Regions from separate parts of the Mus musculus genome. Here region 2 is linked to region 1. Evidence: chromatin loops called from intact Hi-C (ENCODE). Cell type or tissue: left cerebral cortex. All regions are shown on one strand. Each heading gives the region's core, and the rest is flanking DNA. Links, peaks and the distances in the headings are about the cores only.

Region 1 (5,380 bases), core at 214-5,213:
GCACTCTGGAGACAGGGGCAGGAGAACCTCTGAGTTGGAGGCCAGCCAGCTTGGCCCATGGCTACACTGAGAAACCCTGTCTTGAAAAACAGAAACAAAAAGGAAAACACAAAGAAAAACCCTAGAAAAGTAAAGGAAAGAATTCTATAAACAGTTATAAACCAATGCCAGAACTAGGTTACATCTCCCAAAGACAAATCCACTCAAGAAGTCTACAGAGACCACGAGTCATTCCTGCAAGGAACTGTAGAGAATACAAGAAATCCACTCACTGGATGATGTCAAGCAGGTAAAGTCACAGGCTCAAAGGTGAAAACAGAAGGGTAAGGTTGCACGCGTTTGCAAGTATGTCTTCCCAACATTTCATTCTAAGTAGGTACCACCACATTGACTTTTTTTTTTTTTTTTTTTAGAAAAAGGAAAAACAAGCCAGTAAAAAAACATGGGTTCTGGGGCTCAGTCTCAGGTCCTAATGGTCACAGAGAAAAGCTTTTGGCACCTGAACTAGCTCCCCAGACCAATAGAAGGTTTTGGCCTATAAACCTAATACTATGTGGTTTGGGAAGGTGTTCATCAGAATATTGAATCATCAAAAGTACATGGTGGCGACCAGGAAGGAGGCAGGAGGAGTTTGAGGTCAAAGGTAAGAGACTGTGGGGGGTGGGGGGAGATGGAAATGTATGGCTCAGTGGCAGAACAGTTGCCTAGCATGCAAAAAAAAAAAAAAAAAAACCCGGGTTGGATTCCCAGCACTGTTTAAAAAAGGGTGTGTGTGTGGGGGTAATGACCTGCAATTTGCATCTTACCGGATGTTATATTAATATTTCCTGCTTCAATGCCGGCTTTGAGTCCTTCTTTTCCCAAAATCCCAGACTCTCCTTTGGCCAGGCGTTCCCGCTCTTTCTCTTCCAAGCTTCCATAGTAGATGTGTGGTTTCTTCACAACGGGAGCAACTAAATCGTCAGGCGCTTTGGTTTTGGTTGTCTGTTAAATCAAAGACCCGGACTAAGGTTTAGTTCCAGCAAACCATGCTTCCCAAAAGAATGAAGCTAACGCTGCACTTTCATCTTCTTTCCTCTCAAAACTAGAGGAGAAAGTCGAAACTGACTTTGTGCGAGTTAAGGCTCTTGTTAAGTTTGGCACACAAATACGACCAATCAATTTCTGCCTGAAGTGTCTTGGTTGTTTTGGGGCCCGTTACTTTAATCGACTGGAAAAGCAATCTCCGGTTTTACGAAAATAACTTCTCACTGCTGGGCAGACACTAAAAACAACCTAAACAATCAGGGTGGCTCTAGGTGCACCAAGTCACGATGTGACTGGAATACACATTTCAAATACTTTCAGAGCCGATTACAAGTTGGGAAGCCTCATCATAGTAAGTACGAGTCGGACAGCTTAAGTCAGGACACAACCCGATTCCAAAGCACCGTGTTTTGGAGCAGCCAGAAAGAGTGGTCTCTGCTCAGGACTTAAGTAAGAGCAGTGCAAAGAGAGCTGCAGCACACGAAGACATCAGGAAAAGGCTACTAAGGTCCACACTAGGGTCCCTCAGCTTTCCTCCTCCTCGGCCCAGACCCGTAAGGTAACGGCCCTTTCCCACGGGAACCCCCGGCCTCTCTAGGGCAGGCCTGAGCTTAGATCCAGAGCTCCGTACCGTGGAGGAGGCTCGTGAGGAGGCCATGCCGGGCGGCGGAGACGCGAGGCCCTAGCCAAATCCGCGTTCTACTTTTCAGACCGGGAACCGCGCGCCTAGCAAAGTGGAAGTGCGTCACTGGCCGGAAACGTATCAGAAACGTACTACGTGCGAAGTATCTTGGGAATGGTAGTTGCCAAAGGTCGGCTGGAGTCGAGGGGCGTGGCCTTACAGAGCTACACAACCTCGCGGGAGAAGAGGAGCATGGGAAGAGAGGCGCAGAGCAGCCTGGGAGGTGTAGTTTGGGCTGCGCAGCAATGGAGTCATGGTGGGAGTTGAGGTTCTGGGGAACTGCAGAGGCCTGAAAAGAGGTAGGTTTGCGGATCGCAACCATAATCTGGAACAAAACGAGGGTCTCTGTTATCCTTCGGGAGGCCTTCCGCCATTTCGAAGCTGAGGCCTGTGTTGCCATGGAAATCTCTCCCTAGACTTCTGCAGCCTTGGAGCTGGGAAAGAGGACTGTTGTCCACGACGGAAGTCCTTCGGGGGCCCCTCGTAACTCGGTGGCTACGTAATCAGTTTGGGCTTCAAGAAGATATTAAACTCTAAGACCTTCTAAGGCTAAAATAGAGATGTGGTGGAGGAGCTGCGGCCTAGTTTGTTGTGGGTTTACTTGTCTACAGCCTATTCTTTGTCTGTGTTCTTTGAAATAAAGGGTCCATGAAGGCTCCAGATAAAGAGCATATCAGCAGTAGTAGCTCCAATGAATGTTAGGCCATCAGAGATAAGGTTTTTTTTAAAAAAAAAATCCTTACATGAAAGTTGTGGGGGTTACAAAAATATGCGCGTTTGCCGAGCTGAACAGACTCACTTCCACACTCAAGGCCCTGCCCCGAACAACTCCAATTAGAAGAGCACTTCCTTTTCGAGGACTTACTAATGCCGAGTTACGCGCAACGAGCTTATTCTGTTTTAGTCATCTCAGTCACGGACAAGAGTACAAGCCCGAAAAAAACCAAAAAACATTCTGGTGAGAAAAGGTCGTTCTGGAGCCGTAGTAGTAGAATTAGTAACGTGGCAGGTCGCGAGCCGCCGAGCCGCGCTTTTAACTCGTACTCATTATTGCTCTCTAGTGGTGAGGCTTTCAGAAAGTTCCCTCGCAAGTAGGGAATTATTGTTGTTGTTGTTGTTTTTCTAAGTGTTTCTTCCTTTCCCCCTTGGAGCTGACTTCCATTTCTCTACGTAAGGATCTGGTAGAAAGTAGTATCTGATAGAATAAAGCAGTTTTGAAATGTCACGGGCCAGTGTTTTGATTAGATCACCCCTTGCTGTGCTAAGCCTCCTGAGAGAAGTGTAAATGTTTCCTATACATTGTAGTGTTTTGTTTCGTTCTGGATGCACGCAATAATAATTTCTATGAATGCACACTATAGCAAAACTTTCATGTAGATCACTATCATTTAGCTTTTTATTTTAGTGGTCTAAGTGTAACTTTGTTTTTTTTTTTTTTTTTAAATTATTTATTATATGTAAGTACACTAGCTGTCTTCAGACACTCCAGAAGAGGGCGCCAGATCTTGTTACGGATGGTTGTGAGCCACCATGTGGTTGCTGGGAATTGAACTCAGGACCTCTGGAAGAGCAGTCAATGCTCTTAACCACTGAGCCATCTCTCCAGCCCCTATGTGTAACTTTTATAGAATGCTGATTTAGCTTTTTTTTTGTTTTGTTTTGTTTTTTGTTTTTCTTTTTTTTGCTCAGGCCCCGCTCTCCCTGCTTGCTCCAGCCCAAAGATTTATTTATTTATTATATGTAAGTACACTGTAGCTGTCTTCAGACACACCAGAAGAGGGTGTCAGATCTCATTACGGATGGTTGTGAGCCACTATGTGGTTGCTGGATTTGAACTCAGGATATCTGGAAGAGCAATCAGTGCTCATAACTGCTGAGCCATCTCTCCAGCCCACATTTTTTGTTTTTCAAGAAGGGTTTCTCTGTGTAGCCCTGGCTGTCCTGGAACATGTTCTGTAGACCAGGCTGACCTCAAACTTACAGACATCCTCCTGCCTCTGACTTCAGAGTGCTGGGATTAAAGGTGTGTGTCACTACTGCCCGGCTTCTGATATTAACTAAACTGTTTGCTTCAACTTTATAAAACTGGAATAATTTTTCAAGTTTCCCAAGGTGTCTGTATTAAAATAATACAAAGAATGCGAATGTGGGACGGTTTAGTGGGTAAAGGAACCTGTGCTAAGTGTGATGCCCCACATGGTAGAAGGAGAGAACTGACCCCAGATGTTGTCCTCTGACCGATGCTTGTGAATTGTGTGCTTTCACCAACACCCAATACATAATTAAATAATTTTTTTAAGAGGCAAAAATTTTTAGTTACTAAAGTGAAAAAAAAAAACCCAATAATGGTAGAGTCTAGAACTTAAGAAAAGTTAGTGTAGGGTTGTGGGTCTTGAGTCTGCTCTGCAGCTTGGGGAGGCAGGACACAGGGAGTTTGACTGCACTTACCTCATGCCAGCTCAGGGCTGGTGCTGGGCCATAGGGAAGCCCCAGGACATTGCTGGTGGGAAAGCGGGCAGTCTGAGGCATGGAACAGTGGGAGCTGGTTTGGGGGTCTGCCTGCTTGTGATGAGGCTGGGGTGGTCGGTTCTCAGGCTTTCCAACATCCAGGCCCCGCTGGGAGCCCCAGAAGAGCTGAGAATGGAGTGGGGGAGCAGCTGGCTGGCTGTGTGTGGTGGGGGGAAGGGGAACAATGGCTGGTCACACGGGGAGAGTCCTTGGCTTGACTGCAGGCTTGGGCTTGGGCTTGGTGGGCAGTGGTGGCTGGGAGTGCAGAAAGGCCTTCTACAGGACTAGACAGTGGCTCTATAGTCGAAGGCCTTCTCCATGGCTCCCCATGGTGGATCCCGATGAAAAGAGGCAGTCCATAGTAGTAAGGCATTTATTGTCATAGAGGAAAGTGGATGTATAAAATCATGCCCCCACTTCTCAGGGTGGGCCTGAGGTTAAATACATTTTGCAGGGAGGAGTGTCTGGGAAGGAAAGCTTATTGCTTATGCCCTCCAGGCCTTTAGGCAACTCATTAGAATGGAGATCTGGCTTGATCCTATGGTGGTCACGTTTCTTTTCCTCTTGTCTTGGTCTGAGATGTTAGTGATGCCTCATCTATGTTGGGGGTGGGGGGCTTGGGGCATTGCCCTTACATGACTGATGGCCACAAATCTATGGGGGACTGCAGTTAGTGACAGGGGCCTGGTGCCTGGGAGCAGGCGAAGGTCCTACCTACCATCTCTTCAGGGTCCCCAGGGCTTCAAAGCCTTTTTAGCTCAACTGAGGACCAGGCTACCTCTCACTGCCCGACAAGTTAGTTTCACCTTCTCTATTGTTGTGTAGCTCAGTTTACTCCAAAACTTTATTTATCATGGATACTGTAGAGGATATAAAGACGATACCTTCAACAGTACTAAGGTCAGCCTAGCTTTTTGTTGATTCTTTGAATGTCACATCAGGCACCCCAATCCCACTCGTCTCCCTGTCCCTTCGTATCCACCCTCTACCCTTGCAACTACTCCCGCCACTAAAATAAAATAAGATAGAATAAACCAAAATTTGTCATGGAACCTGTAGTGTGTCATGGTGCGTCACATAGTATACACTTTTGTCCACACATCTAAACTTGTAAATGTTCATTTCAATGGGTCACTGGCTATTCTAAGGCCTCTGGCTTTTGCT
Region 2 (5,380 bases), core at 132-5,131, 63 kb before region 1:
TTGATCCATCACAGATACACCCAGAGGTCTTTTTGTTTCTGTTTTCTTTTCATGATTCTAGATCCTGTCCAGTGACGGCACTCACCATCACAGAGTGTAAGGATGGTTTACAAAGACTCCAAGGTAACAGCTAACTTAAGTAGTTCATAGTGTTGAAGCACATAGCATGGGTGTGCAGAGAGGATGAAGAGATGTAAACAAAGCTTAAGAGACCTCATGAAGAATTTGGGCTTCATCTTGGATTGTCATTGTTTACTGCACCTAAAAGCCCGTCTAGGAGCTTAAAGTGGAAGGTGCTTATGTGCTCCTAACTTAGAAGATTGGCAAACTGGGTTGTCACACCTGGATCACTTTTCTGATGATTCTCCTTGTGGTTTTCACCACGTGAAGGCTGGAAAGTATAAAACAGTCTTACTCATGCTTGACATTTGGTGCTAACTATTGTGTGTGCTGTGCCTTTCAGGTGAGCTGGCTAGGATTTCCTACAGATTCAAAAAGATGAAAGGAGAAACCAAGTCCCTTTGAGGCTTAAATCCAGAAGTTCCACAATGTTACTTCTGCTACACTCAAATGAAAAAAAAAAATGTATGATGCCAGCCCTAATGGAAGAATCAACGATGAGTTTATGGTTATTTTTAACTTATTATACCCCGGATAGTGTTGGCCTGAACCAAAACAGTGGCTAGAGAGAAATGAGGATATTTAGAAAGCAGAATTGGAAACCTTGGGAGCAGGATAGTTAAAATAACTTTTATTCACCTGATGTAATTGTTGTTTCTGAGGTTTACTGCCTTTGTACAACCTAATCTAGGCCTAGAATGTTTTCAGCCTCTGAAACTTACCGCTGAATAAGCTCACCCTTTTAGTTCTTTCTGAACTCTGGCTGGGCTGCTTCAACTCAGCTGTTCTGGCTCAAACTCCTCTGCAAGCTGACTGATTCAATCTGGCTTCTCCCTCTTGGCCTCTCCTAAATTGCTCTGCTTGGCTTTATACTAACTTTGACAATCTGTTCTAATCTACTAGCTCCTTCTCATTCTCTGCCTCGCTCTGTTTTTATCTGTGTCTGACTCGTTCTCTCTTTAACCTTTCTTTGTAAAATTCTTCCAGTAAAACTGCCTCCTTTTTTTCTGGCTCTCTCTGTGTACTGTTCTCTCTTAAGTAGCTTCTCTTTCCTCTCTCTTCTTCTGAGAGTTGGGCATATCCTGTTTTGTCAAATCTTTTTCTGATTTGTCACTTTGTCTGTCACTCAAACATCACTTTTAAACATAAAGAGTTTCCTTCTACAAACTAACTCTAGCTTTATTGTTTGGGATTAAAGGTGTGTACTAAGGGTGTGTCTGTATTCTGGGCATAGGGTCTAAAGAATTGTGCTAATGGTGAGCCACACCACAACTAGAAACAGATTTTTTTTTCCCCAGAAACAATCCAGTCTCCCAGTTCACAGTGTGATCAAATATCCTGCAACAGAGGATTGCTCCTGAGAGGCAGTTACAAATGACTCCTAGGTTTGTGGCTTGAGTGATTAATGGGTGGTAATGCCCAGTGTTTAGAGAAAGAAAAGAACAGGTTTAGGCAGAAGATGATGTCTGTGAGTCATGTCAAGGAAGAGGTGTCTTTTAGATAGTCAGATGGAGAAGAGCAAGAAGTAGGCGGAAGACAGATGAGGCTCCGGGACAAGTGTGACTACAGATACCAGTTTGGAAGGATCAGATGCCAGAAGCATTTCTCAAAGTGGTTGTATCCCAGAACAGAGTGCTTTGGGAGTAGACTCTAACACCTTAGTTTGTACTTGACCCAAATCAGTAGAAGTCTATTCTACTGCCAGTATTTTGTAGAAATACAGTATTTTGTAGAAATCAGTAGAAGTCTATTCTACTGCTAGTATTTTGCCATAGCAATGGGTTATACACTGACTCCAAAATTTACCTAACAACTATTTTTTAAAAGATTTATTTATTTTGTGAATATGAGTGCTCTACCTGTAGAGCTAGAACATGCACACCTGTGTTCCAGAAGAGAGCATCAGATCCCACATGGTTATGAGCTGTCATGAGGTTGCTGGGAATTGAACTCAGGATCTCTTAACCGCTAAGTCATCTCTCGAGATGTTAGTCTTTTGTTAGTACCTTCCCATTTGAATCTGAAGAAGGTACTGACAGTCTTTTTGTTTGTGGTGCTGGCTCATCCCAGTTTGATGAAAAACAAAGTGAAAAGTATTCAGTTTGGCAGCACATGTGTTAAAATTGGAACAATATAGGAACTGGAGAGATGGCTCAGCGGTTAAGAGCACTTATAGCACCTGCAGAAGACACAGGTTCAGTTCCCAAAACCCACAGGGCAGCTCACAACCATCGAGCTCACAACCATCGGTAACTCACGTTCTGTAGGATTAGAACTCAGTAGGCACACAAATTATATATATATATATATATATATATATATATATATATATATATATATATGTATATGCAGATAAAGCACTCACACTTATAAAATAAGTTATTTTCAAACCGTTTTTTAAAAAGTGGATTGACACAGAAAACAAATTAACATGGTCCCCACACAAAGGCGAACGGCACAATCAAAACCTTCCATATATTTGAAACTCATTACTTTATCTATTTAGAAAAATTAGTAAAAATAAACACACACATGCCAAATGAGAGGAATGGATTAAGATGTTTGGGAAATGTTCAATGGAGAAAATCTCTGTCTATATTCAGGGACATTTAAAATAAATTTTCTGGGCGAATAATAATTACAAAGTGACACTTATTAATCGCTTACTCGCTGTGGCTACGACAGATATCACCGCTTTTCTTGGAGGATACAGGTGCTTCATGTTCATGTAGCGTGGTTAAGCACAAACCTCCCCTGCATAGAATATTCACATACCATCAAATTAGAAAAGGAAAATACGCTCTCTCGGCTCGGCCCCTGAGGGACTTCCGGCACGTGGAACCTGGGTTCCGGGGCTGCCGTGGACGCCCGGAGCGTTTAGGTGGAACTCCCGCCCTAGCGACGCGCGCCTGGTTGCTAGGGGCGGAGGCGCGGGAACCTGTGGAAGCTAAGGATGCCTGCTACCCGTGCTTTCGGGCCTCGGTGCTAGCCCACCGGTGGGTATGGAGCCCGAGGTGGGAGAGAGGGAGCATCGGGGGGCATCTTCGCGCTCTCCCCAGCGGTAGCCAGCCACCCACCCGAAGTGAGGAGGAGGTCTGGGAGGGTATGTGTAGGACCTGGTTTCACCTGCTTCCATCTTGGCGTAATCCTCCCCTGGCACGTGCACATGAAAGTAAGCTTTAGCAGTTCAGATAATGGACAGGAGTAGGAGCATTTATAATCTGAAGGGCCAGAAAGAAAACAAACAAGACAACAAAGAACTGCACGCTGATGGTCCTCAACGTTGGGAGTTCTGATCTAGCGCCGACCCTCAGTGAGACCGGGTGTCTTGTAAATCCTCTTACTGTCTGAATCTTTTCCTTTACATTATCATTAGAGTCAAACCAGTCCACCTCCTATAAGCTTCTGCGAGTCGTTTGTTAATCTTTGAACACTGGTGTAGATGTCTTAGTCACAGAGAGTATAGGTTAGATAGACATCCATGTGAAAGATTTGGGAAGAGAGCGTGGATTTAAAAAAAAAATCATTTATACCAGTTGGGAAGTGGCAGTGCATGCCTTTAGTCCCAGCATTGAGGCGGTAGAAGCAGGCAGATCTCTGAGTTCTTGGACAGCCTGCTTGGTCTACAGAGTGAGTTCGTTCCATGACAGCCAGGGCTACACAGTAAAACCCTGTCTCAAAAAAAAAAAAAAAAAATAATAATAATCATGTACACAACTAGCGCCATGTTAAAAGTCTCAGTGATCATACTTGCTAGGCCAGAACACATACACAGAGATTTATTAAAAAGAATATATCACAAGAAAAGTCAGGCCTAGTAGGCACATTCTTAGAATAAACCCGAGTGGGAAGAGTTCTTTTCGATAACAAGTCACGGGGAACTTGCTCAGTCTTGTGTGATTCATGGTAGGTGAAGAGGCAAGGGGCATCTCACTACCTTGCTAAGTAGTACATTTTACAGCGTCATTTCTTCAATATTTGGGTTAATACTGTGTCAGACTGCAAATGTTTGTATAAGACATCTCAAGTCACTAGGATCATATGAGAGGTTTTTTGTTGTTGTTGTTGTTGTTTTGAATCTTTGTGTGTGTGTGTGTCTACAGACAGGATGAGAAAAGTCTACTGAAATAAGATTCATTTCACTCAGTTCTGCCCCCATGACAGCAAGTTAGCTCTATGGATCACAGTTGTATCAAAGGCTATAAAGGAATTGTGTACTACATAACCGAAAGAGGATTTTCTGAGCTCTATCTAATGTAGGCCTTTGGAAAGCAGATTTGGACAGAGACAGATCAGGGGTTCAGATGTAGATCTGCTTCCCCCAGAAACCCACAGGGCATCCAGAGCCATCATGACCTTTCAGCACCTTTCCAAGTGCTTCCAGCCTTTGTGGGTTGAAGCAGGGTGATGAGCCTTCAGAGATATTTTTTGGATGGTCTTGTTAGGTAGTTTAAAAAGACCATTATTTTGAGGTCTGGTCACATGAGCCTGTGAGGCAGGAGGATTTTGAGTTGGAGGCCAGCTTGGGCTATACAGAAAAAGATTTTGTCCCCAAAAGACAAACAGTCAAAAACCACAGAGTGTTATGTTGTACCCTGTAAAGAGCTTCTGGCTAATCTTGCTCTTTAATTTAGGATGCCATCTCTCATGCAGCAGAGAAATAGATGTGTAGTTAACATCATGATATACTCTGCTCTATTAATAGAAAATTGACGTTCATATAATCTTGGAAATTTGTGTGCTATTTCTTAACGAGGAAAACTACAGTAATAATTTTTTTCAATTAAACGAGGCTCCTATTTACACTTGTAAATCTCTCTGGTGCAAACATATGCTTAGACAGAGGGGAGATTAACTTAAGCGTCCTTTCGTTAATTACAGAGATTAGGAAGTGGCTGTCTGACTTGTTTCCGAAGGCTGAATGAACTACAGATCATCAAATACAGCAGCTCACCAAGAAGATCTGGTTGCTTTGGGGGTAAGTAATGCCAAGTTACCCTTCCTTCCACTCCCCAGCGAAGATACCCACTAAGAATCCAGTTGGTTTTGAATACATTTACAGCCCCCGTGGTTTCCAGTGACCTAGATCTCGGGCAATACCTGTTTGCAGTTTGATGACAGTGTTAAACACAGGTGAAGCTGGCAGATGGGCAGCTCTGCATATCTATAAACAGTACATATCTTAGAGTTTCTGGATGCCGTCCTAGAACTTTTCCTTTTAGTCCATCACATGGCCTATCACAGAACATCCTAGAATGTT

What was found. A loop is a pair of places that touch in the nucleus more often than their neighbours do. Peaks named below come from ENCODE experiments on the same cell type or tissue, not always from the same donor. Only the 100,000 strongest peaks of a DNase experiment are listed, where the experiment ranks them.
Region 2: it touches region 1 in a loop (2.1-fold over the local background); 1 of 42 quality-filtered maps calls a loop at or near these places.

Annotation. Positions count from the first base shown.
Region 1 is chr4:62,405,179-62,410,558 of GRCm38, reverse strand. It overlaps Cdc26 (cell division cycle 26), which reads left to right and starts at 1,934. Exons shown (of 4, transcript NM_139291.4): 1 at 1,934-2,007. It overlaps Prpf4 (pre-mRNA processing factor 4), which reads right to left and starts at 1,776. Exons shown (of 14, transcript NM_027297.3): 1 at 1,658-1,776; 2 at 807-984. The coding sequence starts at 1,684. In left cerebral cortex, for the core only: a CTCF peak has its summit at 2,757 (motif pointing left); DNase peaks (open chromatin) are centred at 1,844 and 2,645; H3K4me3 peaks cover 2,313 bases; H3K27ac peaks cover 1,590 bases.
Region 2 is chr4:62,468,555-62,473,934 of GRCm38, reverse strand. Wdr31 (WD repeat domain 31) reads left to right here and starts at 3,036. Exons shown (of 11, transcript NM_023597.3): 1 at 3,036-3,116; 2 at 5,002-5,098. In left cerebral cortex, for the core only: no CTCF peak of the experiment used is centred there; DNase peaks (open chromatin) are centred at 1,673 and 2,996; H3K4me3 peaks cover 1,097 bases; H3K27ac peaks cover 702 bases.